2 separate regions of the Mus musculus genome follow, and region 1 is linked to region 2. The links are chromatin contacts, found by Hi-C or POLR2A ChIA-PET in ENCODE. All regions are on one chromosome and are shown on one strand. Each heading gives the region's core, a stretch centred on a gene start or an enhancer-like site at or near the end of the contact. The rest is flanking DNA. Distances are from core to core; before and after follow the strand shown.

Region 1 (5,038 bases), core at 1,346-3,845, 41 kb before region 2:
GGGTTCTAGTCCATTATTGTCATGACCAGGAGCATGGCAGCATGCGGGTAGATATGGTCCTGCAGGAGCTCAGAGTCTTAAATCTTGATCCAAAGGCAGCAGGTAGTGGCTGTGCACCCCTGAGCCTGGGCTTGAGTTTCTGAGACTTCAAGCTTGTTCCTCCACAACACACTCCACGTGGCCACACCAACCTCAACAAGGCCACACCTCCTGATAGTACCACTCCTTCTGGGCTACACATTCAAACCCGAGAGTTCACGGGAGGGGGTCACTCCTAGTCAAACCACCACAATGACTGTTTCAGGTACATTGCCAAAGCAATGAAAAGTTGATGAATATAATAGTCACCTTTAAAATGACTTAGGTTAATGGACAAATATCTGAAATAAATGTATTTACAGGTAACTTGGATTTTGCCCATCTGGTGCTCAGCCTCAGAGCCCGTTTGGCTCCTGCCTGTCTGTGCCCTCTGTAGAATCATGAACTTTGATTTCTCCCAGTCACAGTATGTCTGACTTCCCTACTGCTCTCAGTGCTGGCAGCTCTGAGTTGATTGGCAGGTCTGTGATTGATTAGTAAGTTCCCTGTGATTGATTAGTAAGCCAAGCAGGGATGGGGCTACAGGATTGACTCCCTTCCTGACCAGCACGCGTTTTGGAACTGAAGTCATCTAGAACCGCATCAGGCCTGAACTTGCTTGAACTGTTGTTCTAGTTGTGACTACACTAGCAGCCACTGTGCTCTGAAATTATGGAAATCCATTTAAATATTAAGTTAATAACTTTATTGGGATATTTCTGAAGTCTACTACAATCTCCAAAGCTGCAAAAGCCCCAAGGTACTACCTTCCACAGCTTCCTACTCCAAGGTGTCCCTGCAGATCATAAGAGGGGTCAGAGTGGCTCCTAGAGAGGGGCTCAGATAACAGTGGGAAGATGGCCTTTCCTCCTGTTTGGAACTCATTTCCATTCTATCCCCAATGAAGATAAATTACTCTCCAGCCTTTGCTTTGTTTGCCTTTACTGGGATGGGACAGGACAGCTGTTCTGCAGAAGTTCTCACTGTCCCCCTCCAGTGGCCGCTGAGGTCTTGCTCTAGATACCCTGGGAGGCTCCTCAGTACTGCTTGCAAAAGGTCCTGTCCTGCTGGCTTCCTGTCTAAAACCCCAGCTGGTGATTGCAGGGCCCAGGTTCAGATGTCAGTGTCTCAGGAGACTGTTTTCCAACCATCTATCATGTGCTGGCATCAGTGTTTCAAGGACATGGGCTCCTGTCACCCCAGTGCTGCTATGGGCTTTTGGACAACAGCTTCTTGAAGTTGAGCCTTTACCCTAAGGAAATACACCTTCTCCTGGACAGACATATGGAAGAGGCCAACTGAGCAAGGCCATTAACAGGGTCCCTGTTCTCCATGGAGCTAGTTAGGTTTCTTCAAAGCTGCTTACACCCTCTCTGGTTGACTGCCACTCCCCAAGGCCCTGTTTGCCCTCACTGACTACAATACAGCCTTCTTCCCAGTCTGTCAGCACTCTCTCCTCCTCTGCCTCTCCTTCACATGAACTGCACCCCCACTTCTCCCCTCAGAGAAGGTGAGCAGAGGGGCTATTGGGAAGAGAATAAAAGCAAAAAGGACTTTATGTCCAAAATTAGTGATGCTTGAAAAATCGGTGCAGTTTTTCATTTGACTTAACTGAAAATCTAAATGTGCAAAGATGTGAACTGACTCTCTGTCTCTCTGTCTCTCTGTGTTTGTCTCTCTTTCCCTCTGTCTTAGATGTCTCTGTTTCTCTCTCTCTCATTTGGAAGGAAAGGGCATCAGAAATCTGTATAGAGACCACCTTACAGTAGATAATTAAGCCTTTTGGGTAGGGCCTAGGGCTCTAGTGCAAGTTGCATGTAGTAGAAGCCAGAGAGACCTGGAACACAGTGTATCTTTTGGGGAGAGTGCGAGTGATTTTGAGAGAGAATTTCAGAACCTTTTAGTAAAAAGCTTGAGTATAAATGGTGCATGAACATCTCCCGCAGGACAAAATACAAAAATTTGCAGGATTTGGCAGTGCTCTCCCTTCCCGGGGCGCCTCCCTATCTCTCTGTCCTCCACTCCCTTCTCAGGGGATACACACCAGCCTGGCACACAGGGTGGGGGGAGGTCAAGGGGAATGTTTGTTAATGAATCAGTCAGTTTTGGTTAAAATTAAATTCACCTCTCTCTCTCACAGGGGTTGGAACAGCCAGACCCGAATCAAACAGAAGAGGAAAGAAGGAAAGACACTAGGTAGAGCTTAAACCTTAATGTTTAAGAAATATAGTCACCAGAGAGGTGACTAGCCCAGAAAGTGGCAATAAACTGTTCATGTGCATCTCAGACGTGAGATCCAGGTTTTCAAGTTTGTTAGGGGATTTAACGCAAATCAATATGCAAATCGAGAGCATTAAAAAAAAAAAATCCAGCCCTTTCTTGGGTCACACACAGGTTAGCTAGAGTGGAGCTCACCCAGATGCTCCGCAGCACCAGTCCAAGAGGAAGAGCCCGGAGGAGGGCAGTCCCGGGGGCGGGACCATGACGTTGGGGTCAAGGCGGTGCTTTCTCTCGTTCCTCCCCCGGCCACGGCCGCCGCGGCGGTGGCTCTGCATCTCCAAAAAGGGCCCTCCGACTTCTCACTGGGCCAGTCCGGCGCTGGGTGGCGGAGCCCTACACTGCTCCCGCCGGTCCCAGAGCCGGGATCCCTTCTCTTCAGAGTTTCGAGCAACTTTCCCCGCCTCTGGAGCTAAAGTGGCTCGGGGACTGTGACCACCGCAGGTGGGAGAGTCCCCGGCCCGGCTCTCCGCATCTTCGCTGTGCGCTCGCGCTGGGAAAGCCCTGGGTGCGTGCACCCTGGGGGTCCCCGGCCTCGGCTCTGTGGGCGAGATGCCTCTGGGACACATCATGAGGCTGGATCTGGAGAAGATCGCCCTGGAGTACATCGTGCCCTGTCTGCACGAGGTCGGCTTCTGCTACCTGGACAACTTCCTAGGCGAGGTGGTGGGCGACTGCGTGCTGGAGCGAGTCAAGCAGCTGCACTACAACGGGGCCCTGCGTGACGGCCAGCTGGCCGGGCCGTGCGCCGGCGTCTCCAAGCGGCACCTGCGAGGCGACCAGATCACGTGGATCGGGGGCAACGAGGAGGGCTGCGAGGCCATCAACTTCCTCCTGTCCCTCATCGACCGGCTGGTCCTGTACTGCGGGAGCCGGCTGGGCAAATACTATGTCAAGGAGCGGTCCAAGGTAGGATGCGTGCGGGTGCCCAGCCGCAGCTGCGCTGCAGGGGACGGGAAGCCTTCATTCGGAGTGTTGTGTCGCCTTCGCTGGGGTGCAGCGAACTTTGGTTTTTAACCAAGAAGTCAGCTTGCCTATCTGCCCTACTTGCGTCCCCTCCACCTCCTGGCCTAACCCCTTAAGCAAAAGTCCACGTTAAGGGGCTCAGGTGTCTCGTGATGATGAGCTTCTGCTGACTCTGAAAGAATTGCCCTGGTTTTGGTGATGACCGCAAGGACAACTGGCTGGTGGAGGGAAAAGATATTGGAAACACTGCGACACGCATGTCCATGATCCGAAGTGCCTCCTTTAAAGCCACCCGGTACTGCCCTTCACAGTAGCCAGAGGCACTCTTAACTCTACTAGAGGCAAGTCTAATTTTTGCCTTGTGTTAGTTGGCTTGTAGAGTTAGGTAGGGTGGGAGGGAAGAGTTCGGTATGACAAGGTTAAGTCCTCCACTTCTGCTGCAGCCTTTGAGCCCTGGGGCTCAGAATTCTCATAGACCCCTCAGCCCAAGTGCTGAGCCCCACGCCATCGCCTTTCTTTTCCTATAAACTCATGGCAAAATCCACTCAAACAACCTGATAAGGTCCATGAAGAGAGTGGTGAGGTACCTCTGGGTAGAAACCTTGTTTTTGTTGTTCTCATAGCCCGTAATGGGGGCAGTGGGTGGTGATGATTTATCTTGAAAATGTTTACAGGTAGATTGGCAGGCCGGTAGACCAATGGGAGGTGGAGGAGCTGGTGCCTGTAACATCACTTTGGGTTAGTCTTGCTCCTGGCCATTTCTTCCTATAAGGATAGTCAAACTCTCTCTCCAGGAGCAATTCAGAGAGAATTGCCCCCGTGTAGCTGCGGGACAAGGGACTCTTAGAGTCATGAAAACTTCATTTGAAGTCCAGCAAGGTAGAGCATGCTAGCAGCAGAGGAATTGTGGGCACTGAACCATGTGCCGCTCTTTAGTAATACTTGTAAAGTTTCTCAGTGTAGGTTCAGCCTTGGGATCAACTACTGTAGTCTTGTTTGTCCCCAAAGCTGGAAAGAGCACCCTTATAAAAAGCAAGTGATCAACTGGAAATGTCTGGAAGTGATGGGTGAAGAGAGTTGGGAGCTGCAGGCTGCTGTCAGGCTAGGAGGAGGTGAAGGGACTGTCTGACGAGTGTCCTTATGAATGGAACCATAGTAAATCTTAGAGGAACTGTTGGTTTCTGAATGCTGGGAGTAGTTACCTGAATTCTGTTAGAGAATGATGGATGATAGAGGGTTTTATTGTTTTGTTTGTTTTTTTTTTTTCTTCCATCAGTCTGGTGGTAGACTGGATCATCTGCATTTTCATCTGGGGTGTTTCTGCACTAAATAACCTTGTTGATAGTCCCGGGCTTAGCCTCTGTATTGGGAGGCACTTGTAGCTTTAATCCGAAAGGCCAAATGACACCTTATCAGTTCTGTAAAGTTTCTTCCAAGCTTAGCTGTTAAAGAATTTACCCTCGGTGGTTTAGGAGTAATGTTTTCCCCTCTGAGGGAGATTAGAATTAAAGATATGTCGAATCACTAGCATGGTTTATTATTTAGCTTTGACTTAGTGGATGGCAGGAGGACCCCGAGCTAGAATTTAATTCATAGGGAATGAAAAAAGTGCCAGGGAGAAGCAGGCAGGCTCTGTAGATCCCGGGGTGGACCCAGTAACTTTTCAGTTAACTGTGTGAGGTGACTGCGCTCGAAAAGAGAAAATCTGTCTTGCCCA
Region 2 (5,838 bases), core at 356-2,855:
CCTGTGTTCCTGGGTCACATACACTTTCTAGGGATGAAAGGGAACACTCACTGCCTTTTCTTCTTGACACACTTAGATTCCTACCCCGTGACACACAGCCTTCAGCCTACTTAACAGTGTGAACAACTGTGTTGAAATAAGACTAAAAAAAAACTTTGATCTTTGGTGATTTCCCCACTTAAGACAAGTAACCTTTCTCCTGGAAGCCTTTCTCCTAACTCCTGGGAGTTAACTCTTACATTTCTGAGTGCCTTTATTTTCCCTTTCTTATTATTTTGGGGGACAGGGTATGCTTTTCCAAGTCAGGGTTTCTCTGTATAGCCTTGGCTGTCCTGGAGCTCACTCTGTAGACCAGGCTGGCCTCACAAAGATCCACTCGATTCTTCCGAGTGCTGGAATTAAAGGTGTATGCCACTCCAATTGACTCTTGGGAACATTTATAGAGGTCATTTTGTGATTCTTTTTAAAAAGACATCTCTGGTTTTAGGGAATACTGTTGTAGCTTATTGATAATGTTTTACCAACTTGAGAAAGATTGCTCTAGGAGTGGATAAATACTCAGCTGATTAAAACACTACACAATTCGGGATGTCTCATGTTTGTGAGTGATGTGTGTGTGTGTGTGTGTGTGTGTGTATGTGTGTACATGTGTGTGTGTGTGTGTGTGAGTGATGTGTGTGTATGTGTGTATATGTGTGTGTGTGTATATGTGTGTGTGTGTGTGTATGTGTGTATGTGTGTGTATGTGTGTATGTGAGTGATGTGTGTGTATGTGTGTGTGTAGATGTCAAAAGGTAACTTGGGATTAAGGTGTAGAAGAGCCTTTTGTCTATTGAGGACTTCTGAGGAAGAGGACTGAAGAGAGGAGGGGACTGGACATACTGTGTTGGTCTCTCACTGGTCTGGAGTAGCTGCCGGCAGCTCTAGGAAGCTTCTCTTGTTCCTCTTGACCTGACCCAAGCTGGGGGTGGCCCAGAAAGCAGTGGGAACTTGGGAAAGGATCTAAGGATTCACCAACTATCGATTTGGGAAATTTCATTGGGTGTGTGCCATAAAATGCTGGAAGGCGGACTTTCCCAAGAAACCTTTTCTGTAGACTTTTTTTTTTTTTTTTAAATAAATGGCTTGAAAAGGTAATATCCAATCAAACGGGAATGCCTCAATTCTGAAAAGGTGGGGAGGAAGGACAAACTGCTCCCCCGCCCCGTACTTGGCAGTGTCTTGCTTTGGGGAGTGCCCTGCCTCAGCAAATTCTCCGATTCTGGGCTCCGGAGCTGCGGAGCTGCGCTGTCTCTGCCAGCTCTCGTACAGCACGCACGCCCCGTGCATTGGCTTGGTCATTTCCTCCTATTTTTCTGCTTATTCATCCTGTGGCCTGTGTTCCCCTTGACAGACTTTCCCCCCACCCTCCTGTGGGGAGAGATAACATTCTCGGGAGGGACTTTAATCCATCTGATAAGTTCTATTTTTAGCCAAGCCTTTCCTCCTGGCTTCTAACTTTCAGAGGCTCACACACTTCCGAGCCTCCTTTGGCGTTCGTTCTTGCCGTCTTGCGTACTCTTGTGCCTGGGGTTTCCTAACAGACTGTAGTTGAGTGGGGAGCGGGGAAGGTGAATTGACTTCCAGGGCAGGGACACTTTCTCCTGGGTGTGGGGCGCTGTTTTTAGCAGGGCCATTCACTCTTACCTACCTCCTGCTTCCCCTCCAGGCTGTCCACGAATTTCCTTTTGTCAGTAAATTTATGTTATCTTGATAAAGGACACCCATTAAAAAAAAACAAGACAGCTGTGACTTTCGATGATTAGCACAAGGGTCTGGCAGCTAAGATGCCTGCCTGTAGCTACTAAGACTTCTACAGAATGACAACTTAATCTGCAGCCTTTGCATTAAGATTTAATCAAAGCAGCCAGTGTCCGTCCCTCCCCCGCCCCCCCCCCCCCCGTTCCCCATGTCCCCGTCCCCCCCCCCCCATATGAGGGGAGAAGTTTTGGGTTTGCTGTCACATGATCTCTGCCTGTTGCTTTCCCAGATAAGGATATGGGAATAAACTTACCTCAGTACTTTATATAAATGTGTTCTTTTTCTCCTTTTAATCCTTTGGCCCAGAATGGCCCCCCCTCAAATATATATATAAAACAGAAACTCTTCTGACAAGACTACAGAGCTTGAAAAGGAGAATGGGGTATCCCCCTGCCCCAGGAGTGCTCCTGGGAACATTGCTGCCAGGCAATTTAAACTTCAGGACCTCGACTTCATTTACTCTCAGTGGACCAGTTGTCTCTCGAGGCTCACTTAGCTCTGTCACCATCATGACTATTGTTGTGTTTTATAAGATGATGTAGTATAGTGCGGCTGGAGGGAGCACCTCAGTGGTCCCTGCCAAGGAGTCTTGGGATCAAGTCACATGACAGGCCTAGAACAAAAGAAGTTTATTGGGGGAAGGGAGCCAGGGAACGGAGCAGCAGGGTGCCTGGGATGGGGTTAGAGGCAGAGGAAGGCAGGTGGGACAGAAAGGGAAAGGAGAGGGGAAGAGAAGGAGAGGCCAGCCTGGAACATGTAGGGGAGGGGGGTGGAGACACAGAGAGGTAAGATAGAGGGATGGAGGAGAGAGAGAGAGAGAGAGAGAGAGAAGCCAAGTAGTCCTTATACTGCTGGCTCCTGGCTGAACCCAGGGTGGAGATGTAGATTGTTGCTAGGTAACTGTTGGGCAGAGCCTAGAGGAATTGCGGACACCTAGGACCACTATAATACTGCAAGTGGCATTGGTAAATGGGTTAGCTTTATAGGGTGGAACACACTTATCAAATGACTTACTACCAGTAAAATTTGTATAGCTTATGGTGTGGTGGCTTACAGGTTCAGAGGTTCAGTTCATTATCATCAAGGTGGGAACATGGTAGCATCCAGGCAGGCATGATGCAGGAGGAGCTGAGAGTTCTACATCTTCATCTAAAGGCTGCTAATACAAGATTTCTCTCTCTCTCTTTCTTTCTTTCTTTCTTTCTTTCTTTCTTTCTTTCTTTCTTTCTTTTCTCTTTCTTTCTTTCTTTCTTTCTTTCTATTAGATATTTTCTTTATTTACATTTCAAATGTTATCCCCTTTCCTGGTTTCCCCTCAAAAAAAAAAAAAAAAAAAACCCTATCCTATCCCCCTCCCACCTCCCCCACCCCTGCTTCCCCTGCTCACCAACCCACCCATTCCCACTTCCCTGTCCTGGCATTCCCCTTCAATGGGACATCGAGCCTTCTCAGGACCAAGGGCTTTTCCTCCCATTGATGTCCAACAAGGCCATCCTCTGCTACATATGCAGCTGGAGCCATGAGTCCCACCATGTGTGCTCTTTGGTTGGTGGTTTAGTCCCTGGGAGCTCTGGGGGTACTGATTGGTTCATATTGTTGTTCCTCCTATGGGGCTGCAAACCCCTTCAGCTCCTTTGGTCCTTTCTCTAGCTCCTCCATTGGGGGCCCTGTGCTCAGTCCAATGGTTGGCTGAGAGCATCCACCTCTGTATTTGTCAGGCACTGGCAGAGCCTCTCAAGAGACAGTTATATCAGGCTCCTGTCATCAAGCACTTGTTGACATTCACAATAGTGTCTGGGTTTGGTGACTGTATATGGGATGGATCTCTGGTGGGGCAGTCTCTGGATGGTCTTTCCTTCAGTCTTAAAGCCCATGGCCACAGTGACACACCTACTCCAACAAGGCCACACCTCCTAATAGTGCCACTCACTGGGCCAAGCATATACAAAGCACCACAGGTGGTCATTTGTGATGTATATGTTCACAGCCACCACATCCAGGTGTTACTAACCCTCTAGAAGCTTCCTAAGCACTGATCCATCCTGTGTGCTGTGCTGGCCACATCCGGTGTGGAACAGGCTGCAGCCTGATCTTCTCTGAGGAGTCTGGAAGCTGCTGGCTCCATGCAGGACAGCCCAGCCAGCTTTGTTCTTGGCTCCAGGGTGTTCTCATTTATTAGCATATACTCAGTCACAGTTTTGCATGTAAAACCTCTCTGTTCAAATCACTAGTCTTGCCTGACAGAGAGTCATCCTCGGGAAGAGTTCCAGGAGGCAGGTCCCTCCTCCCAGGTGCACATACACCTATACAAATGCTCTCGGGGCATGTGGGGTTATGGGATACACTTCTCACCGTGGCAGGTAGCACAGCTCAGTGGACCATGCTATCACCTGTGGGCAATTGTGATGAAACGTCAGTGGCTGCAAATCTCCAGTCCCCTGGGCAGGTGCTTGACTCCATGATGACCTTGCGGACCGTGACACTGTGTGAACTTTCTGGCCATTTACCAGAGTATTTACTGAGTGGAACTGACAAGGCCAGGTCCTTTGCCCTCTGTTTCGGTCATGTCTGAAACCCCGAGCTCCGATTTCAGCTCTAAAAGAGTTATTTCTTCTGACCACAGAGTGATATTGCTGGGTATAAGCTCCAGAGTGTAATTGTATGAGCTCTTGAATTATAACACACTCACAGCATTCCGAATTTTTTAAACTAAAATGCAGGGTATTAAATGGGAATAAGTAGAATTCTGAAACATGGGAGAATATCAAGTTAGATTCTGATAAAACTGACAATCACTAAAATTTTTTTACATTGATTTTGTATGTATGCACAAGTATAAGGGCGTGTGCATGGAGCTCAGGATCTCTCCTTCCACCATGTGGGTCCTGGAGATGAGCTTAGGTGATCAAGCTGAGTGGCAGTGTCCTTGCCTGATAAGACATCTCACCAGCTCCCGAACTGGCCATCTTGAAACCCTAAGTTTCTACAAACGTTCCCCCAGGGGCATCTCTTGACTTTTATGTCTGAAGAGGCTAATTTCCCTTTGTGTGAAAGTCCTGTGCCACAGAAGGAAGGTCTTGTCCTCCCCGAGGCTTGTCCACAGCTGTCCCTCACCGCCATCTCCCTCCAAACTGCATCTGTCCTCATTACACTCCAGGGGTGCTCATCACCTCTGACCTGAGAAGGCGTGCCTTAGATGGACACTAGGTGAACTTAGAGACACTGCTCATGTGCCACGACTGGCCTGGAGAAGATGCATGGCTGAGGTGCCCAAGCCTATCAGGCCCATTGTAGTTCCAACTTTTCTGCCTATATGTTTCTTAGGCCTATTGTTTGATGACCTTTGAAGCTAATGTCCAAGTCTTTGTGACTCTTACAGTTCTGTGGGTTGCAGTTAAAGCTATCCCCTTTGCTTTTTTAGTGACATCAGACAGCATAGAGTTCAATCAACTAATTATATCACTATACTCACTATTATCATCATTCTTCTTGAAACTATTCTCCAGATAAGTATTTACTTTCTTTCTTTTTTTTTTTTTTTAAATCTGTTTCCAGGGTCAGTTAAGGGCTCACTGTGTAAGCATGATGACTTGAATTTAATCACCAGCACGCACATAAAAAGCCAGTCAGGACAGCAAGATGTGCCTATAACCCCTGAGCTGGAGAGGTGCAGAGAGGAAGCCCGCTGAGTGATCAGGCCCCAGGTTCATTGAGAGAGGTCTCTTCTTAAAAAGACAGGCTACAAGCCTATCCCAGTTAGGGTTTCCATAGCTGTGAAGAGACTCTGTGACTAGGGCAACTCTTATAAAGGAAAACATTTAACTAGGGCTGGCTTACAGTTCAGAGGTTTGGTCCATTATCATGGCAGGAAGCATGGCAGCGTGCAGGCAGACATGGGGCTGGAAGAGGTGAGAGTTCTACATCCTGACCTAAAGATAGCTGCAGGAGGCTCTGTGTCACACTAGTTGTAGCTTGAGCACAGGAGACCTCAAAGCCTGCCCTCACAAGTGACACACTTCCTTCAACAAGGCCACACCT

The links. A loop is a pair of places that touch in the nucleus more often than their neighbours do. ChIA-PET counts read pairs that join two places held with the same protein, here RNA polymerase II (POLR2A).
Region 1: a loop to region 2 is called in a map of heart, with 2.1 times the contacts of the local background. The contact joins the promoter of Egln3 here to the enhancer-like site in region 2. A Hi-C loop is called at or near these places in 2 of 37 maps with a recorded cell type or tissue (heart and regulatory T cell). POLR2A ChIA-PET finds 5 or more read pairs at or near these places in 3 of 5 experiments (all embryonic stem cell).

Annotation. Positions count from the first base shown.
Region 1 is chr12:54,201,431-54,206,468 of GRCm38, reverse strand. Egln3 (egl-9 family hypoxia-inducible factor 3) reads left to right here and starts at 2,595. Exons shown (of 5, transcript NM_028133.2): 1 at 2,595-3,264. The coding sequence starts at 2,908.
Region 2 is chr12:54,158,503-54,164,340 of GRCm38, reverse strand. No RefSeq gene overlaps it. Among named protein-coding and RNA genes, the nearest start is that of Gm40424, 16 kb to the left of the region's middle. Within about 2 kb of position 1,605, at least 2 of the 3 ENCODE cell types and tissues checked have a DNase peak (open chromatin) inside an H3K27ac peak, as active enhancers do; they include heart, where a contact is called at or near this core.